Linked DNA regions of Homo sapiens: region 1 is linked to region 2. Evidence: chromatin contacts called from ENCODE Hi-C data. All regions are on one chromosome and are shown on one strand. The core of a region is the stretch at or near the end of the contact, and the rest is flanking DNA. Distances in the headings are between cores, read along the strand shown.

What was found. A loop is a pair of places that touch in the nucleus more often than their neighbours do. Pooled maps may share reads with other maps.
Region 1: a map with no recorded cell type shows a loop between it and region 2 (2.1-fold over the local background). The contact joins the promoter of PTGER2 here to the enhancer-like site in region 2. A Hi-C loop is called at or near these places in 2 of 37 single-sample maps with no recorded cell type and 2 of 50 pooled maps.

The regions. Positions count from the first base shown.
Region 1 is chr14:52,309,861-52,315,697 of GRCh38, reverse strand. PTGER2 (prostaglandin E receptor 2) reads right to left here and starts at 1,386. Exons shown (of 2, transcript NM_000956.4): 1 at 307-1,386. The coding sequence starts at 1,149. RefSeq lists enhancers at 492-631, 652-801, 1,036-1,595, 1,596-2,156 and a silencer at 1,322-1,431.
Region 2 is chr14:51,186,417-51,192,042 of GRCh38, reverse strand. No RefSeq gene overlaps it. Among named protein-coding and RNA genes, the nearest start is that of TMX1, 51 kb to the left of the region's middle. Within about 2 kb of position 3,327, at least 3 of the 41 ENCODE cell types and tissues checked have a DNase peak (open chromatin) inside an H3K27ac peak, as active enhancers do.

The sequences.
Region 1 (5,837 bases), core at 137-2,636, 1.1 Mb before region 2:
GAAAGGGACACTGCCCAGGGCTAGGATGAGGAGATTGGCTAGCTTAGCTGAGGCCCAGGACTCCCTTTCGGACGGTCTGTATTATTGTATAAGAAACTCTAGCCTAGCAACGCCCATAAGCCAGGATAAGGAAGTGGGCTAAAGAGGAGGGGAAACTAGTGGGGAAGGCTACAGATCTTTACAAATTAGGACATATTTTTACAAGTTGCAAAAAGTTTGTAGGGCGGTGGAAAGGGTGGAGGCGTCAGGGGAGAGCATGAGAAGGCTGAGCAGAGCCGGGCTGTGGAAACGTAGGGAGTGACTTACCGTGAAAGGCAAGGAGCAGACGGCGAAGGTGATGGTCATGATAGCCAGGAGAATGAGGTGGTCCGTCTCCTCCGCCATGGACACCCTTTCCCCTCTCCTGCGGGCCCCGGGGCCGCCCCGGCCACTGCCCAGGGAAGGTCCGCAGCGGCTTCTCCGGCTTCGGCGGTGCATGCGGATGAGGTTGAGAATGACACTGAAGTTGCAGGCGAGCACCGAGACAATGAGAAGCAGCAGCAGGGTGGCGTACAGCTGCAGGTAAGCGGTCCGCCCGTGCCGGATGAAGCACCAGGTCCCGGGGCAGTACTGGACGTACTGCCCATAGTCCAGCAGCGGCAGCGAGCAGAAGAGCAGGGAGACTGCATAGATGACAGGCAGCACGGCCAGGCCCCCGGAGCGCGAGACGCGGCGCTGGTAGAAGTAGGGGTGCCCGATCGAGAGGTAGCGCTCCAGGGCCATGGCGAAGAGCATGAGCATCGTGGCCAGGCTGAAGAAGGTCATGGCGAAAGCGAAGTAGGTGCACGCGCGGCTCTCGGGCGCCAGTGCCACCAGGGTCTGGTTCCGCGCGTACGAAGCCAGTACCACTGGGCTGATGAGGCAGGTCCCGAGCAGGTCGGTGAACACCAGCTCGGTCACCAGCACGTGGAACAAGGAGAGGGAGCTCCTGCGGCCGGCGCTGCACCCCACGTCCCCCCGCCAGCGGCGCGCCAGCAGCGCCAGTGCTATGAGGTTCCCCAGCACCCCGGCCGAGAACATGACGGAGCTGATGGCTGGGCTTTCGCCTGGGGGAAGCCACTGTCGCGTCTCGCAGTCCTCAGACTGGGAGTCATTGGAGGCATTGCCCATGGTGGGGTGCCTGGAAAAGAGATGCGCCCTCCTCTCCCGGCCTTTACCTGGGAGGAAGAGGGTCTGAGAGCCGGAGCGTTCCGAGACTCAGAGGAAAAAGGGGAGGGACCGAAATCCAGAGCCCCCTTCCCGCACCCAGCGCGCCGACGGCGGCTTGCCCTGGGTCTCCCGCCGCGCGCCGAGTGGCGGCTCGGCTGCTGCATCCGAGCGGCGCTCGAGGCTCCCGCGCCTACCCGCGCCGGCCAAGGCCGGGAGCCAGAGCCTAGGGGAGCCGTCGTCTCCGCCCCCGCACTGTCGGGGGGCGGGCCCAAGAGTGCTGGCCAGGCCTTGCAAGTGCGAGTGTCCGCGAGCTGCAGGGGAGGCAGGACGCGTCACACTCGCGGGGGCGTTCCGAGTCCCTGGGGCGCGCCGGCGGGGAGGGAGAGAAGGAGTCTGAGCACCCGCTGGGCGCGGCACTGGGCAGAGGCGCGCGTGTTGCCGGTGTACTGAAGCTGCCCGCGACCGGCGGGAGCGGCGTTTCTCGCTTCCTCGGGGTCCGGTACTCGAAGCGCACGGCAGTCTGACCTCGGCTGGGAAGCGTTAAGCCCCAGCAGAGGGCTGGGAGGGAGTGCAGGAGCACTTGCGGGGTCTGCGCAGAATACACAGAAGATCGGGGCAACGAGCAAAGCAAAGCAACTCACCAAACAATGAAGTTAGGAGAACCCAATCCCGTGAAATGAGCGGAACAAGGGAATAACAGTGCAAAGGCAGCTTGAAGTAAGACCAGAATGTTTTGCTTTGTTTTTACTATTCCCAGGAAGATACACTAAGAGGTTGGGACAAAAATTGGGATGAAGCGTAAAGCAAGTGTGTCCATCCAAGGAACCAAACCACACAATGCGCACCACCGAGCGGCCTGTTGCACTGCCGCTTTGATTCGGTTACTAGCATTTCACCGTTTCCTATGTCAACAGCATAACGGATAACCACTTGTTTAAGCAACCATTAAAAAAAGAGGAGTGTGTCTTATACAGAATTGTGTTTGTGGATACAACATGAAAACCATTGCACATCACTGTTCTGTCCTTAAGCTGAGCCTTGTAAGAAAATGTTGATATTTTGTTTAGCCGTTTATCTTTACATGTTGTTAACCACGTAGTATCCATCCAGAAAGACTTGTTCCTGGCAAAGTGTATTGGTAAGTGGCCAGTTTCAGACTGGAGCTGACAGTAATGGTTTCCTACCACATATTGTCATAATTGCAGAGTCGTGAAAATGGGCTGATATTTAACACAAAACAAAACAAAACAAAATCCAGTTTGGCAGACAACATAGGTAATTGTGTTCTGTAAGAAGTCACATTCACTTGGGGAAGGGAGGCCAACTGGGAAGTGAAGGGTCTGATCTGCCTAGGGAACTGGCAAGAAAGACAGTCATAACGTGGGAGGAAGCAAAGATTGCCTGCTGAAGAGCCTATCTTGCTACAGCCTGCTTACTCTCCATGAATATTTTTTGCCAACTTTGATGATTCTGGCCTGGGGATTGGAATGCGGAGTTGGGGGGGGTGGTTCCCACTAGAACAAGCATAATTTACTGGATCGCTTGCAAAGTTTACAGGCCGGTTTTCACATGTCAGCAGGCACTACTTCAATCCCTAAACTTCTCATGGCATGGATTCCTAGGAAAGAGGATCTTAACTCCTACAGTTTTTCTTTCAAGCTGTAAACTCTGCAGGTCAGTAACAACTTATTACCAATCTTTGCCATCCATCTCTGACTATTCCCCTACTCCAACATTCCCCCATCTCACCCCAAGCAATGGGGAAACATCAAACTTAAATCAGAAGTATTTCTTAATAGGAAAACACTATGATTTATAGCATAATTCTGCACTGCAGTTTTACTATTAAATAAGGGATTTTAGATTCACTGAATTTGCACAGTGCTTATTTTCCGAATATTTTTATACCTTTTTAATTTTCATAAGGCCCCTCACAACAAAAACCTACTATTTAACCTTTCCTATATATTTGTCTCTAGCTTTTCTTTGGATGGGTACCTGGTGGCAGGCCGGCCCCTGGTTTTTGTGAATACGAGAGCAAGAGTGCAGTTGAAGATCCTCCCCCAGGCCCCTGCCCCCTTGTCTTCCTAACCCCTGACTCAGTCTTGCACCACAAGGAGTCTTGCACAGAAATATGTGGAGAGTATAGTTCAATATGTGGACAGTATAGTTCAATATGTGGACACTATAGTTGTTGATAACCAAGCTCTCTCCCCAAAGCCACCTTGGTCCTGGGAATATGCATCTCAAACATGCAAATGACCCTTGATTGGATGGACCTAGGGAAGATGCCTGATCAAGCCCTGGAAGCGAGTTATGGGACCAACATTTGAGCAGGAAATTTCATGATCTCAGGTACCTGGAAGGTGGTCTAGAATGGAGGGGTAATGGGGTCTGGGTGAATAGTGCCCTGAGGGTGTCTCACCTGTGGTAAGGTATGTGACAAGAGGAAGACTAGAGTGGGCCCTATAAATCTTGGGAGGCCAGTATCCTATTAATTACTGTGCTGCTCAGCATTGCTTGTTCAAATTACTCCTTTTAATTGCTTCCAGCATTTGGACAGAATACATACATATGTGTGTGTGTGTGTGTGTGTGTGTGTGTGTGTGTGTTTGGTTTAGCAGTTTGCTGTGTTCCCTGTTGCTAGATTGCTGAGTAGGAGAGTTGATAAGTTTGCTGTCGCTACGTAGCAACTGGACCATCACGTTTGTTCCTTTAAGTGCAAGTCTAATCTTGCTTGTCAGTTACCCCCAGTTAATTTTGTGGTTTAAAAGCTACTTCTTCCCATTTCTAATTTTAGTGTCAGCATTTTGATACAGTTTCAGTTTACATAGAGCCTAGAGTTCCTTAACAGAAAACAGATTAACACCCTCAATTCTAGAATTGAGCCATAGAGCTTTGCTAATTGTTTAGTTCCTGTTTGTGGGGCCATTGTATGTGGGGAACACTATGTGATGGTTAATTTTATGTGTCGACTTGACTAGGCCATGGGATGCCCAGGTAGCTGGTTAAACATGATGGCGGGGTATGTCTGTGAAAGTGTTTCTGGAGGAGATTAGTGTTTGAGTTGATGGACTGAGTAAAGCACATGCCCTTCTCAGTGTTGGTGGGCTTCATGCAATCCATTAGGGCTTGAATAGACTAAAAAAGTAGGGGAAGGTGAAATTCACTCTCTGCCTCACTGCATGAGTGGGGACATTGATCTCCTGCCGCTGACACTTATGGTTTTCAGGCCTTCAGACCAGGACTGGAATCTACACCACTGGCTCTTCAGCTCCCAGACTTTCAAACTTTGTCACCAGCTTTACTGGGTCTCCAGCTTGTACATGACAGATTGTGGGACTTCTCAGCCTCCACAATTGCATGAGTTGATACTTTATAATAAATATCTTTATGTATATCCATCCTACTGGCTGTTTCTCTGGCAAACCCTGACTAATATACACTTCTTAAAGTCTAAAGTTCATAGTGTTCATTTATGTATCCATGAATTCAAAGGACTGTGGAAGGTGGGTTACTTCCTTTAGGTCATTCTTCAAGAGAAAGCAAAGATAAACATGAAGGAAAGGAGAATTGCTTGGGCAAAAAGCTAACATTAATTCTTGTTCATAGTTTTATTGATGTTACTTTCCTCGTTCAAAAGACGAGTTTAAATTTATATTTTATGATTCCTATGCATGCATAAATACATTTTTTTTTCAAATTGAGTCCTAAGAACACCATCTGTGTCCTGTGGTATTTGAGACAAGGTCTACACTTCACGGCAGGAAGCAGAAGCCACCAAGAAAAGAGACAGGGTTTATTGGAAGTACACAGTGATAGTTCACTGCCCACTGGGGGTCTATTTTTTTTCTTACTAAGAAGTTCAAAGGTTGTAGGCTGGTTGAACTTCCAGGAGCCAGGCTGCTTCTTCCTCTAGCCCTGTGATTCCTAGTAATGCTGGCTTTGTGTCTCCATGCTCTCCCCATGTAGCTAGCAGCTGCTGCCTGTATCAGTCAGGATTCAACCAGAGAAACAGAGCCACTACGAGTGATTAAGAAAACATGGAATTTATTATTAGGCACTAGGCCTCCCTTGACCAATATTGTAGCCATTAGCCACATCTGGCTATTTAAATTTAAATTAATTAACATTAAATAAGAGTAACAACTTAGCTCCTCTACAGCACTGGGCACATTTCAAATGCTCAATAGCCACGTGTGACTTGTGGGTATCATATTGGGCAGCTCAGGTGCCCAATAAAACACTTCCATCATCACAGAAAGTTCTACTGGACAGTGCTGCCCTAGACCTTGCAGGATGTGAGACCTGGTGGAGGAGTCCTGGCATGGCTGTTTGTTGTCTTCGGTTCTAGTGTTGAGTCTGAAGTCACTATAGGTCAGTCAGGATTTCAGTCAGGGCAGAAAGTTGGATGTGGATGATAGCAAGAACAGACTGGAATCTGTGAGAACAAACTGAAATTCATGAATGACTGAAGTCCTTTAGGACAGACCGGATCTGCCTGTGTCTCTCACTGTCTCCAGCCTCAATAATACAGGTGTCCTGCAAAACATGCTGGCACCCTTTACCGAGCTACAGATGCACTTGGCTTAGGACTTGAAGAAGCCATAGGAGGAGATCTGGTGGGAGCAGGAGGAACTGTGAGTCTT
Region 2 (5,626 bases), core at 2,078-4,577:
GTATATTATTAGAATGCAATTTGTTAATAAATCTCATTTTGTTATACTTTGGTAATATTATGCATTATAACAATTTCACTTTTTTTTCCAATGAGCTTTTATAGATAGTACCTTAACTTGGGGTTCTTTCATTCATATATATGTGTGTGTGTGTGTGTGTGTGTGTGTGTGTGTGTGTGTGTGTATGTATATATATATATATATATATATATTTTTTTTTTTTTTTTTTTTCCTGAGACAGTCTCACTCTGTTGCCCAGGCTGGAGTGCAATGGTGCATGATCTCGGCTCACTGCAGCCTCCACCTCCCGGGTTCCAGTGATTCTCCTGCCTCAGCCTCCTGAGTAGCTGGGATTACAGGCACCTACCACGAGGGCTGGCTAATTTTTGTATTAGTAATAGAGACAGGGTTTCACTGTGTTGGCCAGGCTGGTCTCAAACTCCTGACCTCAAGTGATCCGTCCACCTCGGCCTCCCAAAGTGCTGGGATTATAGGTGTGAGCCACCACGTCTGGCCCACTTATATATTTTTTAGATGAATTTGTGAATTAGTAAAATATCAACTGATAAGAAAAGTGAAACTTTACTATTAGTAGATAGGTATCACTAGGCCCTTAAGGAAAAACAAGAAGAAAAACAAAACTACTTTTGAAAAAAAAAAAGTGAGGCGAGGCAGACATGGAAGAGCCTGAAGTCCATTTAAGGACTCTGGCATAATTGAAGTTGCTAATTACTTCTTATAGCAGCTAAATGGGCTAGGTTACCTTTGCCTGTGTCCTACTAAATCACTGCGTAAAAACTGTTCTAGAATTGGAAAGTTCTGAGGGTTGTTTGAACTCTAAAAATTTCTTAGTAGCTACAGTATTCAGGCACTCCACTTCTTGGTCAAGAGGAATGGATTTAGAAATGTTAGGAGGAAAAAGACACTTTATTCAAGGTGCTATGGGGTAGATGATTAATATATTTTTGGCTGCCTTACACCTTGGAATGCCCTTCCTATGTGAAGAATTACCTATTTTGTGAGTCCTGGCTTTCCCATGACAGAAGCCAGGACTCTTTCCCACCTCCTCCTATGCAACTAGGCACCAGCAAGTGACTGAGGTCCCCCCAATCAAGCACACTCATGCAACACCTCATTGCACAACCTGGTGACCCACGTAAGTTGGTGCTACATAGATACCCCAAGTTTATTTGCTATGTATACATATATATTATTTTATACAAGTTTCACAATTATATAAGAATAATGAGGCCTTAACCAATCTTATCCCTGAAAACTTATATTTATTCAGCCTTCTTGAAGGTCAAGAGGTATCCTTTCCTTCCCAGGCTTCCTTTATCATCTTACCAACACTGAGGTGAACTATCAGCAGAATAGGGAGGTGGGTGGTGGTGGTATTGTCTATCCGGAGTTGGGGATTAGGGAGGGAGATGACCATGAGAAAAGGGGTCTGAGTCTCACTGAAAGACTATCTATGAGGTCCATCTGGGCAGGGAGGAATGAGGGCAAAAGAACTAAAGGGCTTTATGTCCTCCAGGGATGTAAAGAAGAGGTGAGGGGCAGTGAAGACTGGGAAGGATAGAGGGGTGGGAGGTGGTAGTCACAGCAGGGAATTCCGGACTTAACACAAGTCTGTCTCAACCTTTTCCTTGATGGTATGTATATATCTATTTTTTTCTTTCATTTTAATTGTTAATGAGATCTAGGTATCACTTCCTTGGGGGAAGTAAGTTCTTTCATGTTAGCAGCCCATATCACTTCACTATATTCTGCTTACAAAGGGGTTTATTCATTTAATGGTTTATTTGCTCAGATTGACTCTTAATACTTGTACAGGTAGTTTTTCCAGGCTTGCTTGCATATGGCTCTGAGGTGACATTTGATTGACAGCTCTGCTATACAACAATAGTGGGAGACCTATAGGATTACAAGGGAAGGGAAGAAGAGAACTAGGGTTTATTGAGCACCCACTATACATTTGACATTTTCAGCATATAATTTTCTTTACTTCTAATAACTCATGAGAGTTTATTATACCAGTTTTTAGAAATGAGAAACCTGAAGTTCAAAGAGATTATATAACTTATCCAAGATCACTGATTTAGCAAGTCTACGCCCTTGCCACTCTACTTGGTGGACACACCCATGAGGATGCTGCCATTCAGACTGAATTGAACTTCCTCTATAAAATTCTGGGGATGTCAAAGGTAACCTCATGTAACCAGATCAAATAAAATAATGTATGCATTTAGTACAGTGCCTGGCACATAGTAGATGTTGAATCACACACGTGGCCTTGCTTGGGAAACACGTAAGAATTTTCTGTGTGTAACCATGAAAAGATAAAGCTTTAATGGTGTTTGCTTTTGCACTGAAGCCAAAGATCTATGAAACTGACTTGTCTGCTTGATCAGGCTCCCCGAACTGCAAGTGGATACCCTAGGCCAATTGCTCCATTTTGGTATTAAGTAAAGAATTATCATATTAAGTAAAAAAAAAAAAAAAGTGACATCTACCTTGAAGAAGTATAAAGAAAAAAAACAGGCCAGGTGTGGTGGCTCACGCCTGTAATCTCAGTGCTTTGGGAGGCCAAGGCAGGCAGATCACCTTAGGTCAGGAGTTCGAGACCAGCCTGGCCAGCATGGTGAAACCCTGTCTCTACTAAAAATACAAAAATTAGCTGGGCATGGTGGCCCATGCTGGTAATCCCAGCTACTTGGGAGGCTGAGGCAGGAGAATTGCTGGAACCTGGGAGGCAGAGGCTGCAGTGAACCGAGATCACTGCATTCCAGCCAAATAATATAACAACTGACTTTTCTTTGTTGCCCCAGAAGGTAAACAAGGGCAAATAAGTGGAAGTTACAGAAAGGCAGACTCCAACAATATTTAGAGAGACATTCTAGTTGTCACATGTTCCCCCAAAAAATGAAGGCCACTGAATATGTCCAGGCTGACCAGGGAGCCATCTGGCCAAAGTGGAATGTGACAGGATCCTGTGCTGGGCTGGATATTGGACTACAATAATCTGATGTAGTGTCCTTGCCAAATTTCTGTGGCTTTTTTGTAGGCTGGGGAGAACAGTTCTATTTACTTCCTGGGTAATTTCAGGACATCTCAACCTTGGAATTTATATGAATTTTGCTTGATGGAAGATGGTTTTCCTCTTTAAAAGCCACTTTTCCCACTTGTCTTTCCCTGCACCTTTGAGGGAGGAACCGTGTTGAGCATCTGCTCCCGGATTTATGTCCTGTCCTCCAGCTATGAAGAACACCCCCGTTCCTATGGGGGCGGGAGGTTTGGCTCTCCTTTTAGAAATTCCCTTCTGTGCTGCACTAATCACACCCTCGGTACATTTCACATCTTATTTTTAGGAACAAAGTATAAAGAATCCCAGCACCAACAGCAGTTTCTGTGGCAACCTGCATCGCCCCCCTTGCTTGTCCAGCTGTGCAGAATTAAATTCTAAAAGAGGCCATTTTACATCATGTGAAGGAGATCCACAGCGAAGGTTCTCTTTAAATGAAGGTGTTCTTCTAAGTTAAGAGGGAACTAGATGGGAATTAGGTTGGGGGGTAGGTGGTTGAATAAAAGAACTGGAACTTTTACTTAGAACTCGAACTCTTATAAAATCCCAGGTGTGCACAGGCATGCTCTAGTTGCCCTGATTTTTTTCCACAGGACATCATTTCAGAAACAAAAATAGCATTTAGACCAATGAAAACTAGGTTTGAATATTTATATCAGAAGAGTTTGTTGATAAGTTCCTTCTCACCCCCTCCCTTCATGGGGTCTTTCTGCATAACCTTCTAGGCTAGAGCAGATTACAAATTGACATGCTTCTCATCTTCTCTTGAATAGTTCTTTCAAGCTGCTATGCCAGCTACCAGGAGGAGCTCACCAAACTCCCTCTCCCTAGCACAAGCAACACAGGGATTGTCTTCCTGGGCCAGGCCTAAAGGTGGGCCTATTAAAGCAACTCCCTAAGAGTGTAATTTGGCGGACACCAACAGACTATGAAAATAATCCCCCCAAGGCCTTTTCATGTCTCAGTTATCATTGTAACCACTGTTCTGGGATAATTTGCTTCCATATGATTCTAGAAAATTGTGAATATGCTTCTGCAAGGAGTAATATTTTAGAATCAAATCTATATTTATTTTTGTTTGCTTCTAAGAAAACATGAGGTAGCCCATATTTAAAAAGATCTTTACCCTTAGACCATTATTATAGATACCACAGAAAGAGTTAAACATGCCCTGAACACAGACTAATATTATTACTATGCTTAAACATTAATTGAGCTCTAAGTTTCCTGAAGCTGGCCAAATAAAATTATTATTAGAATTTATTATACAATTATCACCTATTAAAAGAAAAGACATCAGTTTGTCTATACCTACTATACCTACTTGGTAATTTTGCCTAAGGCCAGTCCTAGGAAAGAGAGATTTTTCCGGTACTAAATTCTTAAAAGAGATTATTATATGTAGGCAACAAAAGAATGCACTTTTGTTCAACAGTCAGGAAAAGATGAAAATTATTCTTCACATGGCCAGTTATTATATTAACTTTTGAGAAACCTGAAGTTATAACCTCAAAATAATACACAGTGAAGCCACCAGTGTAATTCATTAAAACATTTAACAGTCAAAATACATTAACTCAATCTACTTAAGCAGATTAGCTCCAGGAATGTTTTGGAGGAAAAAAGGCTCTAAGGGAATGTGACATAAAAAGCTAGATTTTGATAGTAACAAGTGGCAATGATTGTCAATTTATGAGGTCTATATTACAGATTCATTAGAGAAACAGAGCCAATAGGATACACACACACATGGATGGATAGGTAGGTAGATAGATAGATAGATAGATAGATAGATAGATAGATAGATAGATAATTTATTATGGGAATTGACTTACATGATTATTGAGGCCAAGATGTGTCATATGATCCATCTGAAAGCTAGAGAAGTAGGAATGCTGGTGATGTAATTCAGTCCAAGTCTAAGCCCTAAGAACCTGGGCTGGGATTGGGGCGTGGGGTGCTAATGTAAGTCCTGGAGTCTGAAAACCCTAGAACCTCTAACATCTGTGGGTAGGAGAAGATGGATGTCTCAGCTCAAGAAGAGAGAAGTAATTTACCCTTCCTCTGTTTTTTTGTTCTCTTTGGGCCCTTGATAGATTGGATGATGCCCACTCACATTGGTGAGGGCATTTTCTTTACTCAGTCTACTGATTCAAATGCTAATCTTTTCCAAAAACACCCTCACAGGCACACCAAGAAATAATTTTACCAGCTATTTGGACATCCCTTAGCCCAGTCAAGCTGATACATACACTAACCATCACAGCAGTGGTCCCCAACCTTTTTGGCATCAGGGACCAGTTTCATGGAAGATAATTTATCCACAGACTGTGGGGAGGGAGATGGTTTCAAGATGATTCAAGTACATTACATTTATTGTGCACTTTATTTCTATTATTATTACATTGTAATATATATATAATGACATAATTATACAACTCACCATAATGTAGAATCAGTGGGAGCCCTGAGCTTGTTTTCCTGCAACTAGATGGTCTCATCTGGGGGTTATGAGAGACAGTGACAGATCATCAGGCATTG